Linked DNA regions of Homo sapiens: region 2 is linked to region 1. The links are chromatin loops, found by intact Hi-C in ENCODE. Cell type or tissue: dorsolateral prefrontal cortex. All regions are shown on one strand.

Evidence for each region. A loop is a pair of places that touch in the nucleus more often than their neighbours do. Peaks named below come from ENCODE experiments on the same cell type or tissue, not always from the same donor. Only the 100,000 strongest peaks of a DNase experiment are listed, where the experiment ranks them.
Region 2: a loop joins it to region 1, with 3 times the contacts of the local background. A loop is called at or near these places in 2 of 110 quality-filtered maps.

Annotation. Positions count from the first base shown.
Region 1 is chr5:116,357,502-116,365,501 of GRCh38, forward strand. No RefSeq gene overlaps it. Among named protein-coding and RNA genes, the nearest start is that of SEMA6A-AS1, 86 kb to the right of the region's middle. RefSeq lists enhancers at 1,963-2,112, 3,207-4,003. In dorsolateral prefrontal cortex, a CTCF peak has its summit at 4,375; DNase peaks (open chromatin) are centred at 3,200, 3,829 and 4,220; H3K4me3 peaks cover 1,268 bases; H3K27ac peaks cover 4,426 bases.
Region 2 is chr5:116,549,980-116,557,979 of GRCh38, forward strand. The region is part of intron 1 of SEMA6A (semaphorin 6A); the gene reads right to left. Among named protein-coding and RNA genes, the nearest start is that of SEMA6A-AS2, 20 kb to the right of the region's middle. In dorsolateral prefrontal cortex, a CTCF peak has its summit at 7,891 (motif pointing right); DNase peaks (open chromatin) are centred at 3,592 and 5,088; H3K4me3 peaks cover 1,585 bases; H3K27ac peaks cover 8,000 bases.

The DNA of each region.
Region 1 (8,000 bases):
GAAAGCAAAAGCTATGGAAGATAAAAGGCTGTCCTTTGCAAAAGTCTAAGGTAATTAAAGAATACTAAAGGCCTGTATTGATTTCCAAGGGCTGCTCTAAGAAATTGCCCATAAACCTGGTGGCTTAAAACAACACAAATTTATTATTTCATAGCTCTGGAGTGCAGAAGTCCAAAATTAAGGTATCAGCAGGATTGATTTGTTCTGGAGCCTCTGAGAAAGCATCTGTTTCATGCCTCTCTCCCAGCTCCTGGTGGCTGTTGGCAACTTTAGGCATTCCTTGGCTCTGTCTTCACGTGGCTTTCCACACTGGGTCTCTGTGCTTTCTTTGATAAGGACACTTGTCATTGGATTTGGGATCCACCCTAATCCAAGACGATCTCATATTGAGATCCTTACCTTAGTTCCATCTGAAAAAAAATATTATTCCAAATAAAGTCACATTTTGAGGGTCCAAGTGGACATACTTTCAGGGGAATACCATTGAACCACTATAGAGCCTAAGTGGTCGATGAGTGAGAAGAAGGAGAGATTTTTCTCTTGACTAAATTATTTTGGAGCTATGGGGAGGGAGAGAGTAAAACCACATTACCATTTTGTAGCCATATCCCAAGGAGGAGATGAAATTTGGAGGGGAAGGCAGCATGGTACACCTACACATAAGCAGGCTGAGCCCAAGGCCCTGCCTCCTCAGCCCCCAGCCTGACAGTGAATCTGTCACTCAGTGAAGAGCCATCAGACTTCAAGGGATTGCTGTGGGTTTGGCCATAAGAGATGAGAGGCAACCTGGATGTCCAGGCAATTGGAGACTCTTGCTCACTATCTTCTGAGCAAGATAAGCCTCCCCAGATTCCTGTGCAGCCTAGGAAGGGAGGGGCCCCAACAGCAACTGGACTGAATCTCTCACCAGACACTTGAACTGGCAGCTCAGAGTTGGACTTCTAAGTTTGAAGAAAATAAAGCTAAATTTTCCAGACTGAGATTCACTGTTGCTCTGTTAAACAAAATCCCCAAATACAAGCTCCATGGACTGATTGTAGTTGGCCTGGTTTTCCCAGGTTTCAGCCATGTGGCTCCTCCTCCTGCTACTATCCTTGTTAGTCCTGAGGTCCCCTGGTTAGCTCTGGGGAAGAGAACAGAGCAGATGCTGGGACACACTGGTGGGTTGTGGTGGTATCAGATCTATGGACAGAGGCCACCAGCCAAGACCACCTCCAGGGACTGAGCCTCCAAAAGAACACTGGGATACCTTCCTTTCTAGTTGTAATCCACCCACCACTTTTCATCTGGAATCATTTCTATAGGTAGGAAAAATAAAAGATGGGCCTTGTTGGTGAAATGCAAGGGGAGCCAAGCTCAGGTATCATGCAAGGCTATGCAATAGGAAAAGTGCAGAGCTGGGTGATCATTTCCACTATGTGGATGCAGTACAGTTGATGTGTACTTTGGGCTAGTTTGGTTTTTTAAATAGAACATTTCCCCTGCTAATAAGCTAGAGAGCTCAGTTCCTCTTTTTGTAAGTGGGTGTGGATGACGTAGTTCTATTGACACTTTGCTATGTTTTTTTCCAACTGTAGCTCTTTTATCTTCTCACACCTTTCAGCTACAGATTTATTCCTCATATTCACTCCTCTCTCTCCTACCTCCCTATTTCTATAGGTGTTTATGTCCTTTCAGTGAGCCCAGCACAACAGCTGCTGCCACTTATTGAGTGCTGACTGTGTGCCAGATGTGTTCAACACCATACATGTGCATATTTCTCTTAATCTTCCTTGCAACTTTAAGTGTATTATGTGTATTATCTCCAGTTTACAAATGAGGAAATAAGCCCAGAGAGGTTCAGTAACTTGCTCAAGATTGCACAGCTCATAAGAGGTGGAACTGGAATTTGAGGTTATATCTGTCTGATATAAGGCCAAGCTTGCAGCACTGCTTCTTGGCACTGTGCTGTTCTGTGAGATAAGAGGCAATTCTTGCAATTCTCACTTTAGTGTCTGTAATGTTGGTGGAGGGTGAATGAGTATTGCATCTCAGCTGCTGCTCGCAGGTAGTGGCAGGACCAAACCACCCAGGGCTCTGGGTGTTTGCTGTTGGCAGAAGCTTCTCCTGGTCTGCCTGATGCTCCAAGTAGGCAGGCCATTAGGGAGCCCCCCAAGGTGATGGCTGTTATTTTCAGCTGAGGGATCCGAGCAGAACCCCCAAAGAAAGAGTTATTTCAAACTGGGCCTTTGTTCCTTCCTCTTCCAGTGATTGCAATTCTGGGCCCCAGCTGGAGGTCTAGATTGCAAGATCAGGAAGGAGCTGGGCCAATTTTCTGGTTGCTTCTTTGCACTAAGCTCTTGTGTTTTCACAGCAGCCACAGGCCCTACATCCTTCCTGGAGACCCCAGGGTGGAACACAAGCAAATTCATCTCTTTTCACTTCCCCACCCCCTTGCATGGTGACTCTTGATTTGCTATGCTCAGAGCCTGTCATTGCTGGGTAGGGGCTTGCATATGGCCCCCATTTGAAATGAATGGTTTTTGAGGGGCTCCTGGAAATGTGTTGCAGGTGAGCTCCTGGACACTTGGCTTGCCTGCTGCTTCAGCTCTGTTTGCTTTGACTAATTGTGTTTTCTCTGCCAATTTGTCTGAGTAAAGTTTTTCTATCCCACTTTGTCCGACGTCTACATGGTACATCTGGTACCCATTTGGCTGAGATGGGGGCAGGAGCAGGGTGGTTAATTGAATGCTTGGCACAGGGCTGCAAGAAGAAAACTGAGAAGAAAGGCAAGAACTGGGAGAAGAGCTTAGAGAATGCTCTAATGCTTGGAGCCTTTGCAAAGTCCTGAAACTCTACAATCTCTTTTCCTCCACTTGGTTTCTGTTTAGAAACAGAGCCTTAAAAAGGGCAAGAGAAGGACTTTGATGAGATTCTGAAACTAGATTGCAACTACTGTTTTAGTATAAACCCCGCAGTGCCCCATCTTTCTCCCACAGGGCCCATGGCTTCTCGGTAGGTGGCTAGGGTATCACTAAGCCCTGTTTGTGGAAGGGGAGAAAGAAAGAGCTGGGAAAGATCACCTGTCTATGTCTATTTTTGTACGCATCTAATTTGGAGCCTCTCGTTCTGCAGTGGGAATTTTGGCTCCAGATCTTGGTCTGGTTCCCAGGATACTGAGTAGAAGTAAAAGTGAAGCAGCACCACTTGGAATCCCTGCTTCTGGCAAGGGTCCAGGGCCAGCCCAGGCACTGCATGGGCTCTCTCTGCCTGTCTACCTGTCGTTCTGTCTCTTTCTCTGCTTCTGATTTTGAAAGACCAAAAAGAGCATGGATCCTAGAGTCACAAAGTGTAGGTTTCAGATCTCAGCTCCTGCTAGATGTGTCATCTGGCAAGTGCCTATTCACTTTGGAGCCTCAGTTTCCCCTTATAAAATGTGACAATTCACACATTGTTCCAAGGAGTAAATGACATGATTCAAAACGCAAGTCAGCTCTGCACCTCTCTAAGGACTCTCTACTCAACCCTGAAAGGAAAGTAGTGTCATCACTGTCAGCATCCCTGTTTTATGGAGGAGGAAACTGAGGCACAAAGATGTTAAGTGACCTGTCCATGGTCTCACAACCAGTAAGTGGCAGAAGTGGCCAGAGTCCAGGCAGGGAGTCTGGCCCAGAGCCGGCGCAGGGAAGCCTGCTCTGCTGCCTTTGTAAAGCTTGGGTGCTCCCAGCGCTGGGCCTGGACAGAGGAGGCACCCACTCAACAGCAGCCCTGACTCTTACCACCCCAGGGATGCCGAAGCTGCAGCCTATTCCAGCCGCCGTCTGGAAGAACAATGGCCCTGGGGGCCAGCAAGCCTTAGAGAACAAGAGCGACTCAAGGAGAGAAGGCCGCGGCAGGCGCTGAGGCTCTCACAAAAGTAAGGGCAGCAGGGGCAACCCAAGGAGGTGGGGAAGGGCACGCGGGAAACGAGGTCGGCGCCCAGGCCTGCCTAGGCCGGCCTCCCTCCCTCCGCAGGTCCTGGGGCTCCTCCGGGTGGCGCTCTTGAAATCCATCGTCACCTTCCAAGCGGCCCTCGCGCGACTGCAGCCAGCCCCGGCGGCTCCTTGCCTGCCTGCGTGCCCTTGCGGCGGCTGCTGTCTACCCTAAACAGCTCCAGATTTAGGGCTCCTCCATCTGATTGCTCTTCCCCAGCCGCCTGGTGCTTTCAAGTGGGCCCGACACGCTCCCGGGACTTGGCCACGGTCCCTGCATCTCCTGATGAGAGCCCGCGCTTCTAATTCGGGTCCGCCCCGCACTCTTCCCGCGCCCTGCCCGCGCTGTCATTACGGCGCTGTCGCTGCTCCCACAGAAAGCAGGCGGCCGCAGCTCTCGCTGGCCCGGGGCCAGACCCAGGCCCGCTACGCCGCCTCGCGGACTGGATCCACCCCTTGCAGACAGGCACCCTGCTTGGGTGTTGTTCCTGAAGGTGCATAGGGAGGCTCCTGGGAAGACAGGGAGACTTTAAGAAGGAGAAAGGTGCGTTTACAGGATGGATTTGAAAGAATCACACTTTACTGGTCTGCCCAAGACACCTCACACCCAAAAGAAGCAAAGAGGTGTTCTGGAGGAAGGACAGAGGGAGAGGCTGCAGGTGCCCTGTGGCTGGCCATGTCATGATCTGACTCCTTGGCAGTGTCTTGGTACACGATTCCTTATGTATTTTGCATGCAAATCTAGTCAGGTTGGGCCTTGAAAGGAGCCCTGCCTGGTAGGCTTCACCCCCTTGGGCAGTCTGGGTGTGACTCTGGCTCAACAAGTTAGTTCTCTGCTCTGAACTTATTTTCCTCTTATGAAAATGAGGATAACGGTGGCGCTCTCGTGTGGAAATGACAAGTCACCCAAACTACCTGGCACATAGTAGGTCCTCAAGAAATGATAGGCCCTTCTTTGTTAAGGTCTCTGGCCCCCATACTACTCCTATGCATAACTTTTGGTCCATCTGTCTCTCTTACCTTCTCCCCAAGGCCAGCACCGAAGTGGTCCTCACACTGTGCTAGACTCCATTGACTTGAGGAGTTGGATTGCTGCTAGCTAGCCAGTGAGGGCAGAGAGGTCTATGTCTGAACCTCGGGATATCTACAGGAGTGACTTTCAGTGTTCTCTTGCCTCATAACTATGGCAGACCCACAATTCAACAACCATGGCATGGGAAGGGTATGTAAGGGATCAGACCTCTTGGGGATAAGGGTCTCTGTCACTGCACAAAACAAGCAACTTACACTAACTAAATGCTGACCGAGGATGAGGGAAATGGAGAATGGGTGGTAGAAATAAGTGGTGTATACCAAGTATGGTCTTGAGATCAGCTGAGGCAGGGGAATCAGAACTTGTGTCACTCATACTCTTACACTAAGTCCTGGTAAAGGCTGCAGCCTTGAAAAAGACTCAGATTAGGTTTAGAGGGTCCATGACAGATATGCGAGGTACAAGGGATATCTCCTGTGCCCCATTTCAAATCCTCCCAGTGTCACTCCCTACTCTTCTGACCATTACAGTGGCCACTTCTGCACAGGTGTCAAAACAGCTTTGCTCTGCAGCAGTGTGGCAATGTCTGCCCCAGGACCCCTCTGAAGCTGCTGTGTAGAATGTCTGTAGAATCCACTGGGCACTCACCCATGGACAGCCTGGAGATGTGAGGAAGTTAGTGTCGAGAACCACCTTTGACCAATGGAAGGCAGGATCCTATGGATAAATGCTGAACCATTTTACTCCCCAAGCAGATAAATAAAAGCTGCATCCTATCAGGATCTTTAGAAGGTCCCATGGAATTGACCATCTGTTGTCCTAGGAGCAGCCCACTCACTTATGCATCTTTGCCTTTCCCCTGTTTCACTCCTCGGATCCTGTCTCTGGATCCCTTTGATCACTTTTTATAAAAACTACCTTCAGGTAAGTCTTTGTTTCAGGCATGGCTTTTAGGGGAATCCATGCCAAGCTAGCCATTTATAAAGCTTAAGGACAAAAGGGAAGATGCGAAGAAAATATTTTCACAAAGTGGGCACATTAAAGAAGTGTCATAAAACTGCCAGGTGTGCTGAGTGCCTATTTTGGGTGTGCAGTAATGTGATGAAGATAAACTTATTAGCATCTTTGTGTTTTCTGCCAGAACTTTGAGCACCTCAGGTGTAGTCATAAGATACGTGGATATGGACTTAATCTTTAATGTGCATTTACCAGATGAGTTTGACAGAAAGAGAAAGGTTAGAAAAACAGCAGAATGCACAAAGCAGTAATTATAATGGTGAACAAAGGAATTAAGCAGAACAAGAAGGTAAGTGAGGATAAAAAGAAGAACATATATAATGTATTTTTTGTATATTTATAAAGACGTAAAAACAGTAGGGTCAATGGATTGATTTCAGAGCATGGGGAGTACTGACATACAGATTTTGGAAGTGGTGCCTTAACTGGTGGTGACAGGGTTAGGGACACAATCATGAGAGTGTGGCCTAGGTGAAATAGAGATTAATGATTGTTGGAGGTGAGGAGGTCAGGGAACTCAGATGGCAAGGTATTCCATGAGTCCCTATTCTACAAGGTTGTTAAAGTCACCAAGAATGGTGATGGGAATAGGGGATAGGAACAGGTGTTAAAGTTATTAATGAATGAAGGGAGTGAGTTGGTAGATGACAGTTTAGCAGATATGGATGGCAGATGGTCAAGTTTGGAGACATGAATTTCAGAGGATCTAGGGGCTTTGAAGGAGGGGAGAAGATAACTGAATTCAAAGTACAATGTGACATTTATTCCACTTTCAGTCTGACATAAAGAGAATAAGGTGGGACAGGAATTGTCTCCATTTGAGAGGCTGCAGATGAAGGGGACAGCCAAATTTCCATTAAGGCAAGATATAAAGAGACCTTATGAAAAGGGACAAAAGATATAGGGGAACTTGGTGATGGCAGATCCTGAGTCTCAGGATGCATAGTATGCAAAGGTTGGCAATGTGGACAGGGAGTGAGAAATGGAGATAATACTTGCCTTATAGAACTGTTGCAAATACGAGAGATAATTTTATGTAATGTGGCCAGTAGAATGTCTGGTGAAGATGATGATGATGATAATGATGATGATGATGATGATCATTTCCAGAAGAACAAGAGTTAAAGGGGAAGCATTGGTAATGTCAGAAGAAGCGCTCATTTGGGAATCAAAATGTTCTCAAGTCTCTTCCTGGCTCTACTATTAACTAGCTGTGCAGCCTTAGGCAAATCAATCACCTTTGTTCTGTGGGCCATGTATAAAAGGAAAGAGTTAGATAACATCAGTGATTGTCCAGTAGGAGGTGGCAGGGTGGTCATGTGTCAAATACATATGATAATTTCCTAAAGCACTTTTTCAAAACATGTGTATTTGGGGTCCCCCAATAGGTCAAATTTCATTTTCTGGGGGTAAGGACCCAGGAAGTGCATTTCAAAAAAGTTTTTCAGGTAATTTAATAAATCCTCCCTCCACCCTCAGCCCATTTTTTTTTCCTTCAGGAAACTGCTTGCCAAGAAGCTAGGCTTTTCCCTCCCAATGTCATCACTCAGAAAATGACAGTGAGAAAGACATGGTTTGTCCATCAGAGCTGGGTCAGAGCATTTATCAGAAGAGACCAGATGGCCTGAGGTCTTCCCTCAGTGGGTGGATGGCCAAAGGGCAAGTAGCAATATTTTTACAGCTTCATTCTTTGGGCATTTCCCCCATGCAAATGCATAAGAATGAGAAATAAGTCAGCACAATGCAGGGATTTTTTTGTTTGTTTAATGTCAGATCACATCATTTGCTGCTGCACAGCCAACCATTGGCTTGCTTTGAGGAAGGTGGCTCCTTGGGGAGAAGGGGATCTGAGAGAAGCACAGCAAGACCAGGGCAGAAGTGGGGAGTGAACCCAGCACATAGAGCGCAGACCAGTGTCTTACTCATCCCTGTATCCGCGGCACCTAGGAAGGTGTGCAACTCATAATGGGAACTCAACAAATTTGTTAAACTGAAATCAA
Region 2 (8,000 bases), 190 kb after region 1:
AAATGATCATGTTTGAGTCAGTGATGGATCCTAACCTTGTACAAGCAGAAAATATGAAACTGCATTGCTTTAGGATTTGAGTGGAAAGGGACTGATGGTTAAAGAGTTAATTTTTTTAGAGGCACTTTAAATCACAGTCATTGTCATTTTAAAATATAAATGTTATACATATCCATTGATTACTTTAGGTCATTCATTTTCAAAATATTTCCTCTTATGGCTACTTCTAAGCATCCTTGGTTTTTATTTTAAAAGCAAAATCAACATATCTACTGAAGGTTAGTCACAAATTTCACATTGTCAGCAATATCTAGTTTATTTTAAGAAAGGAGAGATTACCAAGAAAATGATCCTCTCTAAGGTTATCTGACACCATTTCTCCACCTTTTGGTTCTGAACATTGAAACCATGTCTGTGAAATAATACTCCAAAAGTGCTAATGTTAACAATATCTAATGATACAGGAATCCCATGGCAGGCTCTGAGGGCTGGAAACTTTGCCTTTAACTGGGTTTACTGAACCAATGAGAAGGCAAAAGAGATGCTTTTCTCAGAAATGTTGATCTAATCTTCTTTAAGTACCATTTTTTGAAGGATCTGTCAGCATGTGCCCAGTGGACATCTCTGCACCCTGTAGCCTGGGGACCTTCCACAGCACACAGGTTCTCTGCAGTAATAACAGTAATAACAGTGCTTTAGGTTTACCTGGGCTTCAGGCTTTGTAAAAACAGGACATCATTTGATCTGCACCAAAACTCTGAGAGAAAACTTGGCTTTCTAATAATCTTACACATAAGGAACATTATTCTCAGGATGATTAATTAAATCAGAGGCTGCCAATATTGACTGATCATCACAATCACCTGATGGGCATTGATTCATAGATGCCCATACTTCAGCCCTGGAGATCAGGTTTGTCTTGGGCAACCCAGTACCTCAAGCAGCCTCATGCCTAAAATTCTCACTCTGAAGGATAGGAATCTAACATTGTCAGAAGAGGTCATGGATCAGCACCATTTTCAAACGCTGGCATCCGTTAGCACATTTAACAACTAACACTGCACAAAAGGATCATTAGGGAATAGTCTCTGTTCTTGGAGACCTCAAAGATGAGTGGCTTTATGGAATTCATAAAGCATCACTTAGATGAGGTACACATACAGGTCATGACCAAATAGAACATGGGTGAAATAATCTGAAGGGGAAAAGCAGAGGAAGCGAGTGACATGCAGGGGCTTTGAGAGTAGGGGAGGTGTCAAAATGGATAACGTAGGCAATAACAGCCAAATATGCCCGTGTTACAAGTGTAGAATCAATTCTGCATGATAGTCTTAGCATACACACACACACACACACACACACACACACACACATTCTCTTTGCAGCTCATCCTCTATCAGCAGAAGATTTACCTTTACAAAGCAGAAGATTTGGGGGGAAATATAAAAATAGGAAACACTTATCTAGTGCTTATGATGTAATGGGAACTCAAGGGAATGTATACATATGGACTAATTTAATCCTCACAGCAACCCTATAAGGCAGATGCTATTACTACTCCATCTTACAAAGGAGGAAACTGAGGCCCAAGGAGGTTAAGGAGCTTGCCTGATGTCACACAGCTAGAGAGTGATGGATTTGAACCCAGGCACTGGCTTCTCTGCAGGTCAGTGACATGCAGTCTCTTCTCCCATGCACATAGTTTCATTTGCGGACATCTTTTCATTCCCACCCACCACTAAGTTTTGACCTGATTGTTAAGTTCAGATATAATAGGTATCTCAGAGGTCGTAATCACAACAAGCTTTCTCTTTCAGCTTCCTGTCTGCAATTAAACACAGATGTGCTACAACAACATCAATAATCCCACTAAAGAATTAGTGTGTCTGGACTGACAATGTAACGTATCAGGAGCCATCAACTTTCTGACAGCTATCGTAGGACTTTAAAACATATCTGCCAGATGTTTGTCACAAGGATTCTCCTGAGAACCAGTCACAGGATCTTGTCTGTAGATTCTGACTGCAGTTTTCTACATGAACCTGAAGAAATGGTGACAAAGGAAAATACAGGCATGCCAATCACTACCCACCAAATGTCCCTGACACCAGTCAAAGAATCACTGATTAACCTGGAGAGCACTGCAAGGTGAGCTATAGGCTTGTTCTTGCTCTTTAAAATGTCCTAGAGTGTCTAAAATAACACTATTTACGGCCTAACGCTTCCTCTGATGTACACATTTCCTTTAAAAAAGGATTTTGTAGTCAATCATTTTTTTTCAGTATGTTTTAGCGTGTTAAGTTGAAAATTACAAAGAACAATATTTGGGTAAAGTGATAAAACACATAACTTTACACAGACTAAGTCTTTTTAGTCAAGGGGAGAAGTTCTATTTTTCCAAGCCAGGGTAAAGGCAGGTGCCACAGAGGTCTATGGGAATGAAATGAGATGGTGCATATAAAAAAGCTCTGCAAAACTTTACACTAATTACCTGGCCACTTTCTGGGTCAACTGATGATTTGCTAATAAATGAAATACTCCGGGTTCATTAAAGGGACGCTCTTCTCCATCCTTCAGCATAGCTACACAAGGCCATGGAGCAATTTAGTTAAGCGGCCCGGGCAGTATGAAGGTGAGACAGCCACCGTCTTGTGAGGGAGCATCAGGCCACATCCTCTGTACTGGCAGGAAGGTTCAAAACCGATCTATTTCGGTGAAGGGACAGCTATGGAAAAGCCTATTTACACTTACAGGAAGTGTTACTAATGGGGCACTTTTACAAATCCAATAGAAAATAATTTCATAAGAGGTGCCAAAATGTTGCCAGATGGGACAAAAATGAATACGTTGTCATTCCACCATTGCCAAAATATGCTGGAAAATTTTAAAGAGTAAAATCTTTTGTGGATTGGGTGTAGGGATAAGTTACTAATGATGGCGATCCTGTCTCCAGGAGAAAAGCATCTTCTAGCAAGACAAGGGCCCAAGAGGAGTTGGCCCTGCTCTAGGGAGCATTCGCTCATTGTGAATCTTTGTGAGTCACCAAAGGACACTTCTCCATTTAGAAAAAAGCAAACCGCTTAGAAAACTATAGAGGGAAAATGAGTACATACAGCACATATGCACATACAATATATTATTATTAGACAACTATATTACTTTGAATAATACGTTACATAATTTTGTATCAGATCTATTTTTTGTGACTGTGTTTGGAAAGTTTTATTAACATATTCACTTTAAACACAAATACCTTTCAGTACTTGAAAATCCATTAAGTATAATCTTAGCCAAATTTCTTATAAACCTCAGTGAAACCACCTCTGAACTCCAGGTTCAGTCCCTCAAAGGGATTAAATCTTAAACACACCATCACAACCACAGCTCTGGCGGCTCACACTTGGTGTCATTAGCGTCTATTTAATATGGCAGCTGATGCCTTGTGGTCCCTTGCAAAAGGGGGAGAGCAGAGCCTTGGAGAAAAGTGAATTATAATTGCCTGCCACAGGACTGTGTGGCGCTGCCTGTGACAGCAGCAAATGGGGAAAATAGGAAGGCATTAGAGAAGGTCTGTTGTACTGATGAAGTGGAATTCCTAGAACACACTGTGCTATAAAATGAGATTTGGCTCCACAGTGCTGGGAGCAAACAATGGACTCAATAGTACCCGGCCTTGGTTGCTGGGCATATTCTAGCTCCTTTAGTCAGAGCAGCCTTTCATTCAAAGGAGCAGGAGCCACACTAGAGAATGGGAAAGAGGGGGTGGATTCCTGGTCCAGAGAAATCCTGAGAGTGAGATGTTAGGGGGGAAAAAACCAACATCCTTTCAACCAGGATGAATAGTACCATGATAAGATAGCTTCTCACACTCCATACGATACAGCAACCATGTATACCATTTTTTAAAATAAGTAATTATAGAAATGACTGATAAAATGTGTCCAGCCTGGGTTAATACCAATTGTGTTTTGGAAATATCTGTAGTGGAGCATGGATCGTTCTTAAATCTGTATTCCTGGAGAGGAGTGGGAAAAAGGAGACTTCAATAGGTAATGATAGGAGGAGGGCCACAGAGAGCCCTATAGTAGGAAAGGGCTTTCTACTGTAATAAACAGTAATAAACAGTAACATCAGTAAAAGTGTTTTAAACCATGCATTGTAAAACTACATCCTGCCTTAGAAAGAATTATTATTTGCCGGCACATAGATGGGAACAGATTCCAATAGTATTAATAATAAGCCAGGAGTTAGAGTTTGTTCCCAACTTGCAAAATTCAGAGGAAAAAAAGAGGAGAGAATGCTTACTCAAAAAGTGTCTCTAGCACTAAAAAGACAGTTGAACTGTTGAAATCAAACTTAATTGTATCCTGTACAAGTAGGAGCAAGCCCTATCTAATGATTTATGGGGCATAGTCAAACCAGTTTGCCCCTGAAATATCCACTTTAAAACAGCTTTAGGTTTTTAAAATCCATCTAGCAAAAATATTTGCACAAAACTACATCACAGATAAAATAAAATACACACATTTATTTGGAGGGGTTCATATTAAGATAATACGTAACAATTTGTATAAAGTATTTGTTCAAAAACTACTGCATAGAAACCAACTTTGTGGAGAAAATTCTGCATTTTAAGACTTGCTTTGGTGAGAGGTGGGTGGTGAAGTCCAAATGATCCTTCCTTGGCCTACCTTCTTAAAAGGTTTCAATTAAGTATATACATACAAGCATATATACATATAAAACAAATATTCAGTACCTTTTGGGAGTTTCATGTCAAGAAGCCCTGGAACCAAAAATCTCTGGCTATGGAGAAAGCTCAGTTCCCCAACAGGGCCTCCTCCCTAAGCCAGGAAAGGCAGGCTTGGGCGTTGAGATGGTCAACAGCAGATACAGCCCATTCCTGCCTTATTTGTTGAGATTGTCAGGAGGGTGCCAATTAGTGCCTATTTTGATGAAGCCTTTTGTGTTGTGAACATCTGTCCACTAGCATCTGGTCAGGGTCCAAGTCCATTTCACAAGAAACACCAAACAGCTGTCAGATGGTTCTGACTTTGGGTAAATACCAAATGAACACAATCCTCTCTGCCACCGGGAAGGAGGGGCCCCAGTTCCCATTATCCAGCTCCAGAGACACCCAGTCTCCAAGCTTTTGTTAGCACATTCCCTAACCCCTGACCAACAAGTTCCTTATTTTTGTGAATCAGGCTGTGCCCACCTGAGTAAACTAGAATGGATAAAGCCAAAATTAACTCTTGTTTGCTTGAGAGCTAATGATCAGCCCTTGTTTCTCTTCTTGACTCACCCAACTTCTTTTCTATCTCCTCATTACACCTCAGTGAAGTAGGGGTGAAGGCAGGCTCAGAATAGGGGTTTACTTTCCAATCTATCCACTTTGCTGTTTAGCAGTTCAGCTGTTTGGTTTTGTGAAAGACAAGTGTTTAAACCCCATGACTCAATCTGAAAATTCAGTTTATTGGTACGAGTAGTTAATGCCACATATAACAAAGTTTTATTATATAAAATAAACTTGTTTGTATCTATACATTGGTTTTGAGTCAGACATTAAGTTAACAGAGCCAGGTGCAGTGGCTCATGCCTGTAATCCTAGCTACTTGGGAGGCTGAGGCAGGAGGACCATTTGAAGCCAGGAGTTCTGGAGTAGCCTGAGCAACATGGCAAGACCCCCCCTCAAAAAAAAAAAATTGTAAAAATTATCCAGGCTCGGTGTGCACCTGTAATCCCAGCTACTCAGGAGGATCACTTGAGCCCAGGAGCTCGAGGCTGCAGTAAGCTATGATCATGCCATGCTACTACACTTCAGCTTGGGCAACAGGAGACCAGTCTCTAAAAGATAAATACATATTTTTAAAAAATCTAATTAATTGACAGAGATCTTTGGGCCCTCTTTGTTAGTGAAAATCCCTGAGTATTGTGTTTCCAAATACACAATCTACATTACCTACAATCTAAACACTGCATTCAGAAAACTCACCCAGTGAGGAAATACTTGATATTATGACCTCGGAGTTTCTTCCTCTGAGAACAGAAGACAGGAAGGCTATAGCTCAAGGCACCATGGGCCTGATAAACATAGGCTCCTAACTGGGCACTGGACCCAACAAAGGCAAATAACAACTGTAGCAAAACATAGTCACCTAACTCCTAATGCCTTATTTAATATTTTAGAAATATCCAATAAGATCTAATTTAGCACTCTGCACATAGTAGGCATGTACTATATTTCCTACATAAAATGAAATAATGATTACTTACTTAGTTATTTTAAACCATGCTCTGACACACAAAAGAACATAAAGAGACAGAAACTGGCAGAAAGATTCATCTGGACACTATCATCTCCTCATCATCTTTTTAGTTTTACTTGTCAAGAACCCATATCCTGCTGGTGACAAAAACATTGAATTTAGCTCATTATATTAGGAGGGTTTGGTGTCAAATATTAATAGCTAATTTTTATTGAGTGTTTATGTACCAGACATCATTCTGGTGCATATTGTTTCATTTAATCATCAGACTCCCTTTATGAGGAAGGTACCATTAGTATTTCCCCTTTACAGATGATGAATATGAGGCACAGAGATGTTAAGTAATGTTCCCAAGATCTCACAGCCAATAGAATAGCAACCTCCAGAGCCCATACTTTTAACTACTCTATCATAACACCCCTCTAGAAGAAAAGCTGACTTCCAAGTGTCATTTTGGTGTTCAGCTTCATTTTGTGTGTGTGTAGCGCTAATATGATTTTAGTTGTTCTTCCTGATCTGAGTTTCAGAACTTTGGAAAACCACTGTTACCAGTAACCATTTTTATAGAAAACATGTCAGTCACTCTGCTGCTGTAAGCTGGATGTACTTGGAGTGTTGCAACGTTACCTTCATAATCCACTGAGAATGCCATCATTATACATGCAAAAAATAGCTACTGTGTCTGAAATTTACTCTCCCCACTTTCTGCAGACTCTGGAGTATGCTTATTCTTCATCCAAGAAAAAGCAGAGTTGGCACTACTGTGAGAAAAGTACTTAACACCACCATTTAGGTTGTAGGGTGTGCTTCTCTTCTTAATATCTTTAGAGAATAATCTTTAAAGTGCTTGGATCTACTCTTTGAAGGTTTGTAATAGAAAAATGTGTTGAAGTTTGAGAACTCTTCTCTGAGGACTAATTATATCATAAATTTTGAGGCTGTCTGGTCAAACACATCCCACCCAATGGTGGTTGAAATACTTTTCTTTTTGTTTTTTGAGACAGAGTCTCATTCTGTCTCCCAGGCTGCAGTGCAGTGGTCCAATCTCCACCTCCTGGGCTCAAGCGATTCTCGTGCCTCAGTCTCCCAAGTAGCTGGGATTACAGGCATGAGACACCACTCCTGGCTAATTTTTGTATTTTTAGTAGAGACGGGGTTTTGCCATGTTGCCCAGGCTTGTCTCAAACTCCCGGCCTCAAGCCATTGGCCTGCTTTGGCCTCGCAAAGTGCTTTTCTTAATACTTATAATTTTTATTTAAACTAAAGAAGTTCTTATAGCCTTATTTAGAGAGAGCTTATTTTATCACATGTAGCTTTTTTGCACATACAAAATAGAAAATAAAAGTGAAGTTAATTGGTTAAGGTAGTCCTAAAACCTGTGTTAGACTTGGTATTCCGGATATGGCTTCAATTCAGTCATTGGTGTGTGTTTTTTCCAGTGCTGTCTTCTATGCCATCAAGAGCACTGGTGATGTGCACATTTTAATTTATTCAAAATCTTTCAAACTATGTATCATAAACTTAACACTCTAGCTGCTGACTAGATGGTAGCATTCTGTGTGTTTTGTCACCTTTCCGGGGATCTAAACAAAAGTGGTTGTGCTGAGATTCAGTAACACTAGAGGGCAGCCTCCAAGTAAAGTTAGAAACAAGCGATAGCACAACTATGCAATAATGTGGCACGTAATAGATAAATAATCTATAATTTGGTTTCTCGGCATTATGATACCA